3 separate regions of the Homo sapiens genome follow, and regions 1 and 3 are each linked to region 2. The links are chromatin contacts, found by Hi-C in ENCODE. All regions are on one chromosome and are shown on one strand. Each heading gives the region's core, a stretch centred on a gene start or an enhancer-like site at or near the end of the contact. The rest is flanking DNA. Distances are from core to core; before and after follow the strand shown.

Evidence for each region. Hi-C counts contacts between places; a loop is a spot of excess contacts on that map. Pooled maps may share reads with other maps.
Region 1: a loop to region 2 is called in a map with no recorded cell type, with 5 times the contacts of the local background. The contact joins the promoter of SMIM14 here to the enhancer-like site in region 2. A Hi-C loop is called at or near these places in 2 of 37 single-sample maps with no recorded cell type and 2 of 50 pooled maps.
Region 3: a pooled map shows a loop between it and region 2 (5-fold over the local background). The contact joins the promoter of BEND4 here to the enhancer-like site in region 2. A Hi-C loop is called at or near these places in 4 of 37 single-sample maps with no recorded cell type and 4 of 50 pooled maps.

The regions. Positions count from the first base shown.
Region 1 is chr4:39,637,492-39,642,322 of GRCh38, forward strand. It overlaps SMIM14 (small integral membrane protein 14), which reads right to left and starts at 1,374. Exons shown (of 5, transcript NM_174921.3): 1 at 1,248-1,374. SMIM14-DT (SMIM14 divergent transcript) reads left to right here and starts at 1,649. Exons shown (of 6, transcript NR_183845.1): 1 at 1,649-1,803; 2 at 4,203-4,301. RefSeq lists enhancers at 1,316-2,033, 3,805-4,400.
Region 2 is chr4:40,991,482-40,995,635 of GRCh38, forward strand. The region is part of intron 6 of APBB2 (amyloid beta precursor protein binding family B member 2); the gene reads right to left. Among named protein-coding and RNA genes, the nearest start is that of APBB2, 220 kb to the right of the region's middle. Within about 2 kb of position 1,375, at least 9 of the 41 ENCODE cell types and tissues checked have a DNase peak (open chromatin) inside an H3K27ac peak, as active enhancers do.
Region 3 is chr4:42,150,571-42,154,965 of GRCh38, forward strand. It overlaps BEND4 (BEN domain containing 4), which reads right to left and starts at 2,085. Exons shown (of 6, transcript NM_207406.4): 1 at 1,962-2,085; 2 at 1,087-1,806. The coding sequence starts at 1,573. RefSeq lists an enhancer at 559-1,402 and silencers at 1,168-1,257, 1,458-1,777.

The DNA of each region.
Region 1 (4,831 bases), core at 124-2,623, 1.4 Mb before region 2:
GGAGCAATTAACTATCACGTACTGTTGTTCTTTCTTGCTGTTAACCACTGAAACACCTCAATTAATGAGTTCTCGGGGGTGAAGCGGTGTTCTTAAACACCACGTTGGAAAAAAAAAAAAAGTTAGGACAAAAAGGTTTGGTTTTCTGGTCGCAGTGCTGTCGACGGCCGCGGAGAGCGGCAAGTTCGGAGCAGGCTACACTAAAGGAATCTGCGCGGCCAGCCACCCTAAGTGGAAGGGAATGCAAAGCCTCCTGCAACCTCCACAGCGCTGGGCAGCAAGAATGCCTCCTAAGCGTCCCAACACTCCAACACCTGGAAGGTCTTACGCTTTCCAAGTTATAATATGTACAGCTGCTGTTTCTGACAATAACACACACAAACTGGAAGGTCTCTTCTGCAAATGTAGCTATTACGTGTGTGAAGCTCATCCGACTCTCTCGATGCAAAAGTAACACATTCTATTAAGGCCACAGCCTCGGTTTTGCCAACTGGGGCAACTGAAAACATCCTACCGACTCTCTACAGCTAGCAAACCATCTCGGCTAAAATCCTGGCACATATAAACAGCCACTTTGGTGAAGTCTGCCTTTAAACAGCAACACGGGACTTCGGGTAGAGCCGGTAACCAGTTTATCACACACTATTAGTTCCAATAAAGGGTGCTGCTACCTCTTTACTGTCAGCCTTGGTTCCACTTACTGAGCAAACAGAAAAAGGGGATCCTTTAAATTCGCGACACAATAGGAGCTAAAAAGCTCTCGCTTTCAGGGTGTCAGCTTTCTCGTCTCACTTATCACAACAAAGGACGCATCCTAGTGACTTCACCGTACCCAGAAAGGGCTGAGGGAGACGGTAAACAAGATAGTGTGGATTTCAGGATTTGTGAGTTTTTCCTTCCAGCTACGACTCTCTTTTTACTCCATGATACGCCTCCACCCGTCGACAATCTGATCCTAAAAATAAAACCACCCGTGGCTACCTTGCCCTTGCCTGCAAAGCCCCGACTCTGACATCCTGCAGAGAATACCCAATTGCAGGCTCTTCGCGGGGGACGCGGGCTCGGCAGCAGCGGAGCTTCTCCCGGTGCAGAATCGCCAGCCCGGCCGAGGAAACGCCAAGCCCGAGAAACAGCCCTGTTCTGCCGCAGCCGCCGCAGTCCCCGAGAGCCTGAGGAGCCCCCAGGAAAAACTGGGGCGAGGGGAGGGTGAGCCAGCAAACGCTGGTGGGAGAGGGGGAGACACTCACCCGCCCAGACAACAACCGATGGGGCGGGGAGGATGGGGGCCGGGACCGAGGCTCGGCAGAAAGACCGCCTGGAGCTTCCAGAAGGCTGCGGCTGCTCCGGACGCTGCTGCCACTGCCGTTTCTGGCCGCCGGCTTCCTCCCCCTCCTCTGTTTTGATTCGAGTGACCACGTCACTCTTAGCCACAAGACCCGGATCTGCCGGCTCCCGCGGGCGGCGGCGCAACAGATTGCAGCGCCTGGAGACTCCAGCTGCCCCGCCTGCCGAGCATGCGCATGCCCAGCGCCTGCCCTGTGCGTCCCGGGAAGCCGGGCGGGAGCCTGCGGCTTCGGACGCCTACGACACGCTGTGCGTGGGGGCGCGGAGTGCGGGGGATGTAGTTCCGGTTGGGAGGGGCGTGGCTGAGGACTGTGAAGCAATCGGGGCGAGGCCGGGTGTCTGTTCAACTCTCCCGCGTATCGTCTGTTTCTTCGGCGGCGGACAGTGTTCTGTAATGTGTCTCCCGTTGCCCGAGCTAAAGGTTTTCCTCGACGGAGTCTTTAGAATACCGTGGTAGAGGTAGACGCGGTTACAAATTGATGTCTGTTGAGACAGTCTACCCCTGTAAAGTGTTTTTGGTTACTCAGGCCCGGATGGAAATTGGAGATGGGGATTACAAAAATACATCAAATGTGGCTGTTATTGATTCCCTTTACCTTAACATTTTTGCACCGGAAACGACCAAAATTAAGTTCAACAGGAATATTAATAAAAGGAATATGTAGTCGGGCTTGGTGACTCATGCCTGTAATCCCAGCACTTCAGGAGGCAGAGGTGGGCGGATCACTTGAGGTCAGGAGTCCGAGACCAGCCTGGCCGACATGGTGAAACCCCATCTCCACTAAAAACACAAAAATTAGCCGGGCATGGTGGTGCCCGCTTGTAGTCCCAGCTACTCGGGAGGCTGAGGTGGAAGAATCGCTTGAACCCGGGAGGCGGAGGTTGCAGTGAGCCGAGATCGCGCCACTGCACTCCAGCCTGGGTGATAGTGAGACTTTGTCTCAAACTAAATAATTAAAGATATGTGACCAAAGATGACTTGCTGGTCAGGAGATAATGGGGAAGTAGGAGGGAATGCTGTGGCTAGGCAGCCAGCCAGCCCAAGTCTTAGTTGCTTTGGTTGTAGAGCTGGAATAAGAGTGCTGCTTTTACCCAATCTTCCTTTTAGAGCAAGTTGGTGCTTCCTATTCTCCCATTCTAGTCTCTGAGTCTCCCCGCTAAATTTTGGGGGCCCTGGAAATTTCCCAATTTGGCAAAATGCAGAACTATATTGTTTTCTTAGGTCCTTCAGTTGGCAAGCTTTAATTAAAATGGGACAAGTGGCGAAGTAAAAGTGAATCCCAAACAAAGATTTTACGAAAGTGCCTCTCTGCCAGTCTTGACGGAGAGGTGAAAGCTGCAAGCTTTCTTACTCAGATTTGATGACCTTTTCACTTACCCAGACTTCCACCTCAGCAATTTGGTTAATTACCCCTCGACAAGCTGAATCACCTTCCCCAAATAAGTATCATTTACAAGAGCTTTTTAATTAAAGTGGATATTGAACACAGGTAAAGGTTTCTAGAAAATTAAAGGTTTCTGGTAAAACTTGAAGTGTTTCCCAGTTAACTAATTGCAAAGTAGATACAAAGAATAAAGATTTTGGCCCTTAATCTGCAACCTTGAACTCTGCTTACTCAAATTCAGAGTTTGAGATGGAATCTGGTGCCCTAATGAGCTGACACTGTACCAAAGGGTCTTTAATTTGTGCAACTCCAAACAAAATCTGTTATGCTTGAGTGCACCCATGGGCACGTATGTGTTTGAGAACACAGCTGTGTTTAAGAGAACAGTATGGTACAAAACTAGAATTGTACTGGTTGTTGCAAAATTCTCAGTACTTGGTTTTGTTGTTGTTGTTTTTGTTGTTGTTGTTTTTGTTTGTTTTTGAGATGGAGTCTTGCTCTGTTGCCCAGGCTGGAGTGCAGTGGCTCGATCTCGGCTCACTGCAAGCTCCGCCTCCTGGGTTCACGCCATTCTCCTACCTCAGCCTCCCGAGTAGCTGGGACTACAGGCACCCGCCGCCACCACGCCTGGCTAATTTTTTGTATTTTTAGTAGAGACGGGGTTTCACCATGTTAGCCAGGATGGTCTCAAGCTCCTGACCTCGTGATCCGCCCGTCTCGGCCTCCCAAAGTGCTGGGATTACAGGCGTGAGCCACCGCGCCTGGCCTTTTTTTTTTTTTTTTTGAGATAGGGTCTTGCTCTGTTGCACAGGCTGGAATGCAGTGGTGCAATCATAGCTCACTACAGCCTCAAACTCCTGGGCTGAAGTGATCCTCCCATTTTAGCCTCCTGAATAACTAAGACTACAGACACATGCCACCACAGTGAGCTACTTTTTTTTTTAATTTGTTATAGGATCTTGCTATATTGTTGAGACTGGTCTTGAACTCCTGGTCTGAAGTGATCCTCCTGTTTCAGCCTCCCAAAGTGTTGGGGTTACAGGCATGGGTCACTGTGCACACCCAGTACTTGCTTTATAAAGTAAATTACAGGAAAACCAAGATGTTAGGATTAGCCTGGCGAGGTGCTGTATGCCTGTAGTCCCAGCTACTCAGGAGGCAGAGACAGGAGAATTGCCTGAACCCAGGAGTTAGAGGCTTTGAATAGCCACTGCACTCCAACCTGGGCAACATAGCAATACCTTGTCTCAGAAACAAACAAACAAAAAAGATGTTGGGATCCTTGGTAGCCAGCCTCTAAGAGGACCCCCAGTGATTGTCACCGCTGGTGGTCTGCATCAACCCTTTGAATCAGGACTACTATGTTTTACCAATAGAATACAATTGAATGTGTGTGACTTCTGAGGTTAGGTCACAAAGACACTGATTGCAGCTTTCCCTCTCATTCTCTTTGATTGCTTGCCCTGGAGGAAGGCAGTCTCCACACCACTGTGCTCGAACAGCTCTATGAAGAGGCCTATGTGGAGAGGAGAAAAAGCCTCCACCAACAGCCAGCACCAACTTGCCAGCCATGTGAGTGAACTAACTTGATTGATCCTGCAGCCCTAATCAAGCATTCAGATGACTGCATCCCTGCCCAACATTTGATTGCAAGTTTTTGAGAGCTAGAATAGGCTAGCTCTTACCCACAGACACTGATATGGGATATTATATGCTTTTTTGTTCTGATCTTTAAGAGCAGTTTTTTCTCCCTTTTTTGTTGTTTGTTTTTGTTTTTGTTTTTGAGTCGGAGTTTTGCTCTTGTTGCCCAGGCTGGAGTGCAATGGTGTGATCTCAGCTCACCACAACCTCCGCCTCCCAGGTTCAAGCAATTCTCCTGCCTCAGCCTCCCCAGTAGCTGGGATTACAGGCATGTACCACCACGCCCGGCTAATTTTGTATTTTTTAGTAGGGACAGGGTTTCTCCATGTTGAGGCTGGTCTCAAACTCCTGACCTCAGGTGATCCACCCGCCTCGGCCCCACAAAGTGCTTGGATTGCAGGCATGAGCCACTGCGCCAGGCTGTTTTTTTTTTTTTTGAGTCTTGCTCTGTTGCCCAGGCT
Region 2 (4,154 bases), core at 125-2,624:
GCCAGAGTAAGTGATCCTATTTATTTTTTTAAAAATATGTATCCAAAAAGTACAGGGGGAAAAAAAACCTATAGTGTTCTAACTATAGCAATTTCCTCCTGCTTTTATCCCTGTGTCTGAAGTGAGGTCATTTTTGTTTGTTTTTGGCAAGTGAACAGAGAAAAGAAGAAAGAAAAACACACACACACACCCTAGACTTTTCACCCCCTCCTCCTAAAACAGACACACTTGTTAATTTACAGCTTTGAAAATCATCTGGGTAGTTCTTCCATAATTCACCATCTTCCTTGGTTTTCTAGGATTTTTTTTAGAACCTTCAGACCCCAGAGGGCATTTCACTTGAAGATGCTACTCGTCTCATCCCTTCAGAAGGTGGGCTGAGGTTTCCTTAAGAATCTTCTATGAGAGTGGTCTGCAATTAGAAAGTTATAACAATTCTACCTGTGAGGGTGTTCTACAATCAGAACACTGCTCTCACTCTCCCTCCTCCTCCCCATCTCTCTCTCTCACACTCACGCACAGACACCACACACACCACACTCACACTGAAATTAAGAGTGAAAACTGTTAAGGCTAAAAATACTACAGAGAGAAAAGCATCTTTGCTAACACTTAATACTCAGAACAACTTTTTGAAAGTGAAAATGACGATGCTTTACCTGACTGATTATCAATGCAGCTGCCTTTTTTGTTTGTTGCTTGTTTTTAAGAGACAGGGTCTCACTCTGTTGCACAAGCTGGAAGCCAGTGGCATAATTATAGCCTTGACCACCTGGGCCCAAGTGACATCCTCTGCCTCAGCCTCCCGAGTAGCTGGTACTAAAGGTGCACGGCACTACACTTAGCTAATTTTATTTATTTATTTATTTTTGGTAGAGATGGGGGGGGGTCTTTCTATGTTGCCCATGCTGGTCTCAAACTCCTAGCCTCAAACTATCCTCCCACCTCAGCCTCCCAAAGCACTGGGATTACAGGTGTGAGCCACTGCACCAGATTGACACAGCTTTTTAGTTCGCTTCAGCAGCTATAGATTTACCTTCTGATGTAGTTAAACAACATTTTAGATACGTGCTGAACAGCAGTCTTGGACACCTCATTAATATGTAGTAAGGAAGAGAGCAAACCAACACTTGGAAAATTGTTCAATGAGGTGTGTGAAATGACTGGATGGAAACGCTGGTAACCCCTGGAAGTAACGCGGGAAGTATGAAGCCAGCGAGCAGGAGTATCACGAGCAGAAGACCGACCCCCGATGTCCAGGCCAGGGAGCTGCACCACCCTCAGGACCCATCACCTTCCTCACCCCTTCAAGTAAGACCGAGGCTCATGGGCAATGACGAACAAGCCAAACCACAGGGCCGGATGGAGATAGGCCGGCCTGCCATGTGCAGGATCTCTACGTTGTGAAACACTGTCTTCCTGCCTACTTGTTCTAGTCTACTCTGCTGCTTATCTGAAGTTATTTTCTGTTTGTGTACACAATCGTAGTCCCTCTTTTACTCTCTCTCTGTGCTTTTCCTTCAGTGGGAGAATTAATTTTCCATACCAGAATATTTATAAAATCCAATTTTTGCTGAGCCCTTACTACATGGCAATCACTACGTTCTGTGCCCCACATGTCTTGTTTCAGTTAATCATCACAACCACCCCACAAGGCAGAGACTATTATTAACCCTATTTGACAGAGGAGGAAACGTATGGTGTTAAGTGACTCAGCCACAATCATCCATTTAGTAATAGCACAGCTGGGATTTAAATATTCAGTGTTCATAGTGCAGTAAAGCTTATGGCACAAATTCCATTTTAGGGACAAGAACAAGAGAAGAGATTTCCAGTAGTTTAATTTCTGGAGCACAGGAGCAATTAAGAACTCTTCTCTCTTTTTTTTTTTTTTTTTTTTTTTTAACAAAAATGTTTTTTGAGACAGGGTTACCCTTTGTCTCCCAGGCTGAAGTGCAGTGGTGTGATCTTGGCTCACTGCAGCCTTGACCTCCGGGGCTCAAGGAGATCCTCCCACCTCAGCTTCCTGAGTAGCTGGGACTACAGGCACGTGCCATCATACCCAGCTAATTTTTTGTTTATTTTTTATAGAGATGAAGTCTCATTATGTTGCCCAGGCTGGTCTCAAACTCCTGGCCTCAAGCAATCCTCCTGCCTCAACCTCCCAAAGTGCTGGGATTACAGCATAAGCCATCATGCCTGGCCACTTCTACTTGATTCTATCAAAAACAAAAGAAAATATTATTTTTTAAAAGAAAATAAATGTTTTCCACGTTTTTCATTAAGGCTGTGATTCTTGTTAAATGTTAGCCAGATCAGTATCCATTATAATAGGAACACAGCACTTCAAACACAACAGAAGGCCCTAACTAAAGCAGTTCCTGTGTCAGAATCTGAGCCATGCTTCTCAAATGATGCATAGAGGAGGAAGTTAAAATGCAGGTTCCTGAGACCCACTACCTGCGTCTGAGTCTGTAAGGCACAGGTAGGGCCCAGGTATCTACATTTAAAGAAACACCTAGGAGAGGCTGGGCGCGGTAGCTCACACCTGTAATCCCAGCACTTTGGGAGGCCAAGGCAGGCAGATCACAAGGTCAGAAGATCAAGACCATCCTGTGAATGGTGAAGCCCCGTCTCTACTAAAAATTACAAAAAATTAGCCGGGCACGGTAGCGGGCGCCTGTAGTCCCAGCTACTCGGGAGGCTGAGGAAGGAGAATGGCGTGAACCTGGGAGGTGGAGCTTGCAGTGAGCCGAGATCGCGCCACTGCACTCCAGCCTGGGCAACAGAGCAAGACTCATCTCAAAAAAAAAAAAAAGAAACACCTAGGAGTTCTGATGCAGACAGACTACAGGCCAAACTTACTAGCTGCAACGAGATTTTCTCCAAGACTTGCAAATGAAGAAAATAAGATTGCTCTTGAAGTTAAAGTATGATAGTTGAATCAGTCAATGGATCAAAACCAAGAAATGGAGTAAGAGTGAGATAAGATGTCTCCCAAACATAGTATGACTTATCTTTAACTCAGTAGAAAATATTACTGTATCTTGGGCCGGGTGCAGTGACTCATGCCTGTAATCCCAGCACTTTGGGAGGGTGAGGTGGGCAGGATCATGAGGTCAAGAGATTGACACCATCCTGGCTAACATGGTGAAACCCCATCTCTACTAAAAATACAAAATATTAGCCAGGCGTGGTGGCACATGCCTATAGTCCCAGCTACTCGGGAAGCTGAGGGAGGAGAATCGCTTGAACCTGGGAGGCGGAGGTAGCAGTGAGTCAAGATTGTGCCACTACACTCCAGCCTGGGGCGACAGAGCAAGACTCCGGAAAAAAAAAAAAAGAAAAGAAAAGAAGAAAGGAAAAAGGAAGGAAGGAGAGAGAGAAGGAGGGAGGGAGGGAAGGAGGGAAAGAAATAAAGAAGGAAAATATTACTGTATCTTAAGAAAGATTGTATTGATCAAAAATGTAAGTACCTTAAAAAAAAAAGCAATCATTCCCTTTTCTCTGAAGAGGGACTCTTAGGCAATGCACTTCAAGGATTCTAGGTCCCAAGTAGCATCATCTCAAGGGAAAGAAGGACAGCGCGCCTCAGACTATCCCAGCCTGAGACCATTTAAATATTTGATTCATCCAACACCCCTTTGGCTGAAACCATGTTCCCCAAGCAAACAAGCTTATGCTTGGGTTTCCTATGCAGTTGAGTAATTATTTCTATTTGGAAAATAATACACTGGCATTGAGAATGTGCACTGAACATGCAGTACCAAGAAATCTAACACCTAGGAGAGTGGTAATTCTCATAACAAATTAATAGATTCTTATTTTGGCTCCAGTGTTTCTTATTTTGGCTTTAGTATTTCTCGAGAAGTTGATTAATAAGTCCATCCGTCAGAAATGGATCTTTTTTTTGAGACAGAGTCTTGCTCTGTTGCTCAGGCTGGAGTGTAGTGGCACCATCATAGTTTCAAATGCCAGGGTCAAGCGATCTTCTGGCCTTAGCATCCTGAGTAGCTGGGACCACAGGTATGTGCCACTATATCTGGCTAATGTTTAAAAAAAAAAAATTTTTTTTTTTTTTTGAAACAGACTCACTTTGTTGCCCAGGCTGCAGTGCAGTGGCACAAACACAGCTCACTACAGCCTCGACTTCC
Region 3 (4,395 bases), core at 835-3,334, 1.2 Mb after region 2:
TTTGGGGGGCTTCAAAGTGCCATAAAAGGCCTTGGCAGGAACTTTTAGTTCTAATGAGTGGATAAACGTGGCTGCACCCACTGGGAGCTGGTGGAGAGGTCCCTTGGGCGCAGGCCTCAGGCTGTGGCCTCGCAACCAGCCCATCTCGCTCCCTGCAGGCAGGCAGTGGGCTGCTTTGCCGGGCAGCGCCCGCAGACTCGAGATAAAGGAGAGGAGTCGCGGACCCCAGAGTGGGTGCCTCCCACGAGGCGTTTCTGTAAGGCTCGGGCCGAGATGCTCGGGAGGGGCAGGACCCCGCGGCGCGGCAGCGTGCCACGGACGGGGACGAGGGGATGGCGGGGACGACGACGTGGGCGGTGGGAGCAGAGTGCCTGCGACTCCCGGGGCAGGAAGGAGGGGCGGGATGGTTCCCCGCGCCCGAAATCCACGGCGTGGCGGACGCGGAGGAGCCCCGAGTCTCACAACCAAGGGGTGGGAAGGAAAAGGGACAGAGCGAGACAGAGCGCCCCCGAGAAACACAGGCGCACAAAAAAAGACAGAAGGAAAAACGGAACTGAGAGCCAGCCAGCATGGACTGCGACAGCGTGAGAGTGCATCAAAGAGGTGGCGAAGAAAGCACTAGAAGGCAAAGGAGAAGTGGAGAGAAGAAGAAACAAATGGAGGAAGAAGGAGAAAGGGAAAAAGCAGACGGAAAAAGTGAAGTAGTACGAGGGCGTCCCAGCGGGGCGGCCCGAGAAGCTCCAGCTTCTTCCCGAGCGGCCGCCGCTATCCCCCGGGGGGGCGTCTGGCCCCACTCCGGACCACGCCCGAGCGATCCTGGTCGCCGACTGCCACAGCCGTGCTTCCCGGCGCGGGATCCAAGCCGCGGAGCCACCTGTTAGGCGCGCGCCGTCGGAAGCCCAGGCGCGGCGGCGCTGGAGAATCCTCTCGAAGTTTCCGGGTGCGCGGGGAGGCCCCAGGTGCGCCCCGACATCCCGACACGGCCCAGCACGGGTAAGTGTCGGCGGCCCCCCGCTTCTCCTTCCTGGGTCCCCTCCCGCTGCCCCCGGCCGTGGCGGGAAGGAAAGTTGTGCGGAGAGTTGGTACCTGCGCTGAGCTCCAGGCTGGCGCTGTCGCTACCCGTGCCGCCGGTGCCGGCGGCCGCCGCCGCGCCTGGGCCATACCTGACGACAGCGGCGAACGAAGACGACGAGGAGGCGGCGGGGGACGCGGGCGGCGGCTGCGCCGGAGTCCTCAAGTGGCCCTGGGATGTGGCGGGCGTGCAGGACGGCGACGACGACGAAGCGGCGGCGGCGGCCCGGCCGGGCCCGGGGGGGTAGGAGCTCTGCGCCTGGAACTGCTGCGGCGGCGGCTCGCTGCTGCTGATGGAGACGGCGGCGTGCGGCGCGAAGGGCGGCGGGGGCGGCGGGGGCGCCCGCACGTGCGGCAGCTCCACCAGGGTGGGTCGCTCGTAGCGCTTGGCCAGCGCCGGTCTCTTGCTGGGGAACGTCTTGAGGACGCTGTAGGGGCTGCGCTGCTTGTAGATTTTGGGGACGCTGGGCCCCTCCTCTGCCGGCTGCATCTCTTCCTCCATCCGGCGCCTCGGGGCCGGTCCCTCGGAGCACGTCCCCTCCCCGCCGGGCGCCGGGCTCCGAGGGTGCCTCCGCCGCCTGCCCGCCGGGTCTGCCCTGGTGCGCGCGTGTGGGAGGGTGTGTGTCTGTGCCGTGGCCGCCGCCGCCGCCGCCTGTCGCTGAGGCTGGCATCGCCGAGCCCCCGCGCGGGGGGCTGCCGCCCGAGCTCCTGATTGACAGGCTGCCTCGCCAATGCCTGGAGGGAGAAAGGAGGTAAAGAGCAAGTGTTTAGGGTAATATCTGCTAATGATAATGGGGGCGGGGCGGGGCCTGGCGCCGCAGCCGCCCGCGGGGTCTGCCTGGCGGCTCCGCGCCTCCGACGGGGAGCGGGGGAAGGGGGAAAGCGAGGACCTGGAGGACGCCCGGGAACTGGTGAAGAAGGTGGGGATCCGGGATCTGGCTACGGCGAGACTTTAGAGACCCAGATGTGGACTCGAGGCTTCTGCGGCTGCGGGCGGGGTCCGGCTTCCGAAACGAGCTCGTGGCGCCCCCTGCATGACCCCAAACTCTCGGGGTTGCACAGAGGAGGGGCTAGTCGTTGGGGCGGGGTCGTCAGAGTACGTGTGTATTACAGCAAGTTCTTCTACCAATCGGGAATTGCTCTCCGATCCTTCTGAAAAGAACCTCTTGAAGATCTTGGCCCGGGTGGTCGCGCGGTGTTTACGGGGCTTTGGGGTCCTGCTTTCCCCGAGCATCGCGGCCTCTGAGCTCATGCGGAACATAAAAGCTCGCAAGGCGTAGAACTTTTTCACGTTTTCATTTGTTTCCCGTAGGGGCCCCGAGAACGTGCATGACACCATGATTTCCCCCCCATTATAAAGATGAGAAAACCGAGGCTCTGAGAGGTTGAAGGGAATTGCCCAAAGTCAGACACTCGGGAGTGTGCGGCTGTGTTGCACTGACGCATCCAGGTTATTTGAAGTCAACTCCTCACTTCCCATAGCCAGTAGCCTCTGTGCAATTGAGTGGGGAAATGTCCTGATACCTCCCTTTGAGGTGATGATTACTTTCAACAGTGTCATTTTTAATATATGTATATGTACTTGCAAGCCCAGGGAAACACGAGAACTCACTCCTTGCATTGTTTTACTCACTGCAACTGGCGCCATCCGGCGAGGGTCTGGAGGGTGCCCAATTTCAGTAGCCGTTTGAATGAGAGATCTCAGTCGTTGGGAGGAAGATCCTCCATGGGATGCAGATGTCCTGGTCTCTCCCAGCCACTTTTTGGGGCAGAGGGTCCATTGCTCCCTATCCCAAATCACCCCTCTTCTAGGCCAACCAGCATACCCTGCCCCAGGTTTGCTTTTCAGCCTTCCTTTTTCGTTCTCCAGGTCAGAGTTCTGGATGCTCCTTGATGTAGGACCCTCATCTCTGCACTCTGAAGTTTGTTTCCTTTTCAGAGCCTTCCTTTTATTCTTAGGAAGGTGACCCATTTTCTTCTGGGGGTTCACATCTTTTGGCCTCTCTTTCCCTGGTCTCCTTCCCTTTGGAAGCTTTTTCTCTCTGCCTTGCTGGTTCAGCTTCTGTATTATTCCCCCCTAGATTGTCTCCCTCTCTCCTGCAGCTTCCTCAGATGGTGCTGTGTCCCCCCCCCAATCCATTTATTAGAGATGAAATAAATAATGCCATAAATATAAGTATTTGGGAGTCCAGGAACTGTCAGGGCTGATTAGGGCATAGAGGACATTTTCTTTCTCATTATGCAAAAGCATTTCATGGGGAAATAAAAGAGGTTTCATTGTAACTCATGCATGTCATATTTCAAGGAATTCAAGATATTAATCATATTTAACATTATTTGCAATGTTTCTCCCTGGCTTCTGAAAACTGCTAAATGAGGACACGTGGATCACTAGGAAAAGGAGACAAGCATGAGAGGGACAGTTAAGAAATAATGAAATGCTGGTGAAAGAGAAAGAGAATGAGATGCCAGGGAGATGTTTCTTAGGCACGTAAGTGAGAAATGGGGGAGCTACTTCTGAGACGTGAGACAGCTGAAATTGAATGATATACTGGAGGAAATAAATGATAACAAACCTCCCCACACTTTCCTTTCTATAAAGCAGTTCTGAATTTTGCATTGAAATGTTTTCCTCCCACTTTACTCCCAGATAATTTGCCAATAAGTCCTGGCTTTTGAAAAGAAATTGGGGTGGTGGCAGTGTGGGGAGTTAAGAGGAGAGAAATCTTTTAGTTCTTCTGAAGAAGTAATTTCCTGTACCTGGGGGCTTCCTCTTCTATGTAGTTTTAAATGTATATCCTCCTCACCACTTAAACACCTTAAGAGACTGGGAACAATACTTCTATTGTATATTTTCTATTGAAAAGGACATGCTGTCCTTTACATCAAAAAGTGATTATTTCTATAAAACTGAAATAATCAAATTAGTCATTTAGCTTTTAAAAGTGGGGGGAAGGGGGAGGGGAAGGTGCCCAGAGGAAAAATATTTAAAAGTTTTAAATGATCAGCTTTCAGATTTTCATGTGGGCAGTCACCTATGTCTGCGTCCTGAGTTCATAGAAAAGTGAAGTACTTAAGAATCACCCTTTTAAAAATAAAATGAGCATTTACTCTAAGTGTGGAGTTGAAGGCAATTTTAAAATTATAGCTGACCACTAACCCCTGCCTGAGATTGTATTTAACTGAGTATTGTACATAGATGTAATGTATTTAAGTGTTCATAAAATTACTGGTAGCACTCTGTGAGCATCTTGCTCTAAATTGTGGCCTAAATTATCAGATAGTGACTTTGCTGATATCTTCTCTTAGGGGTCTCATAGGAGC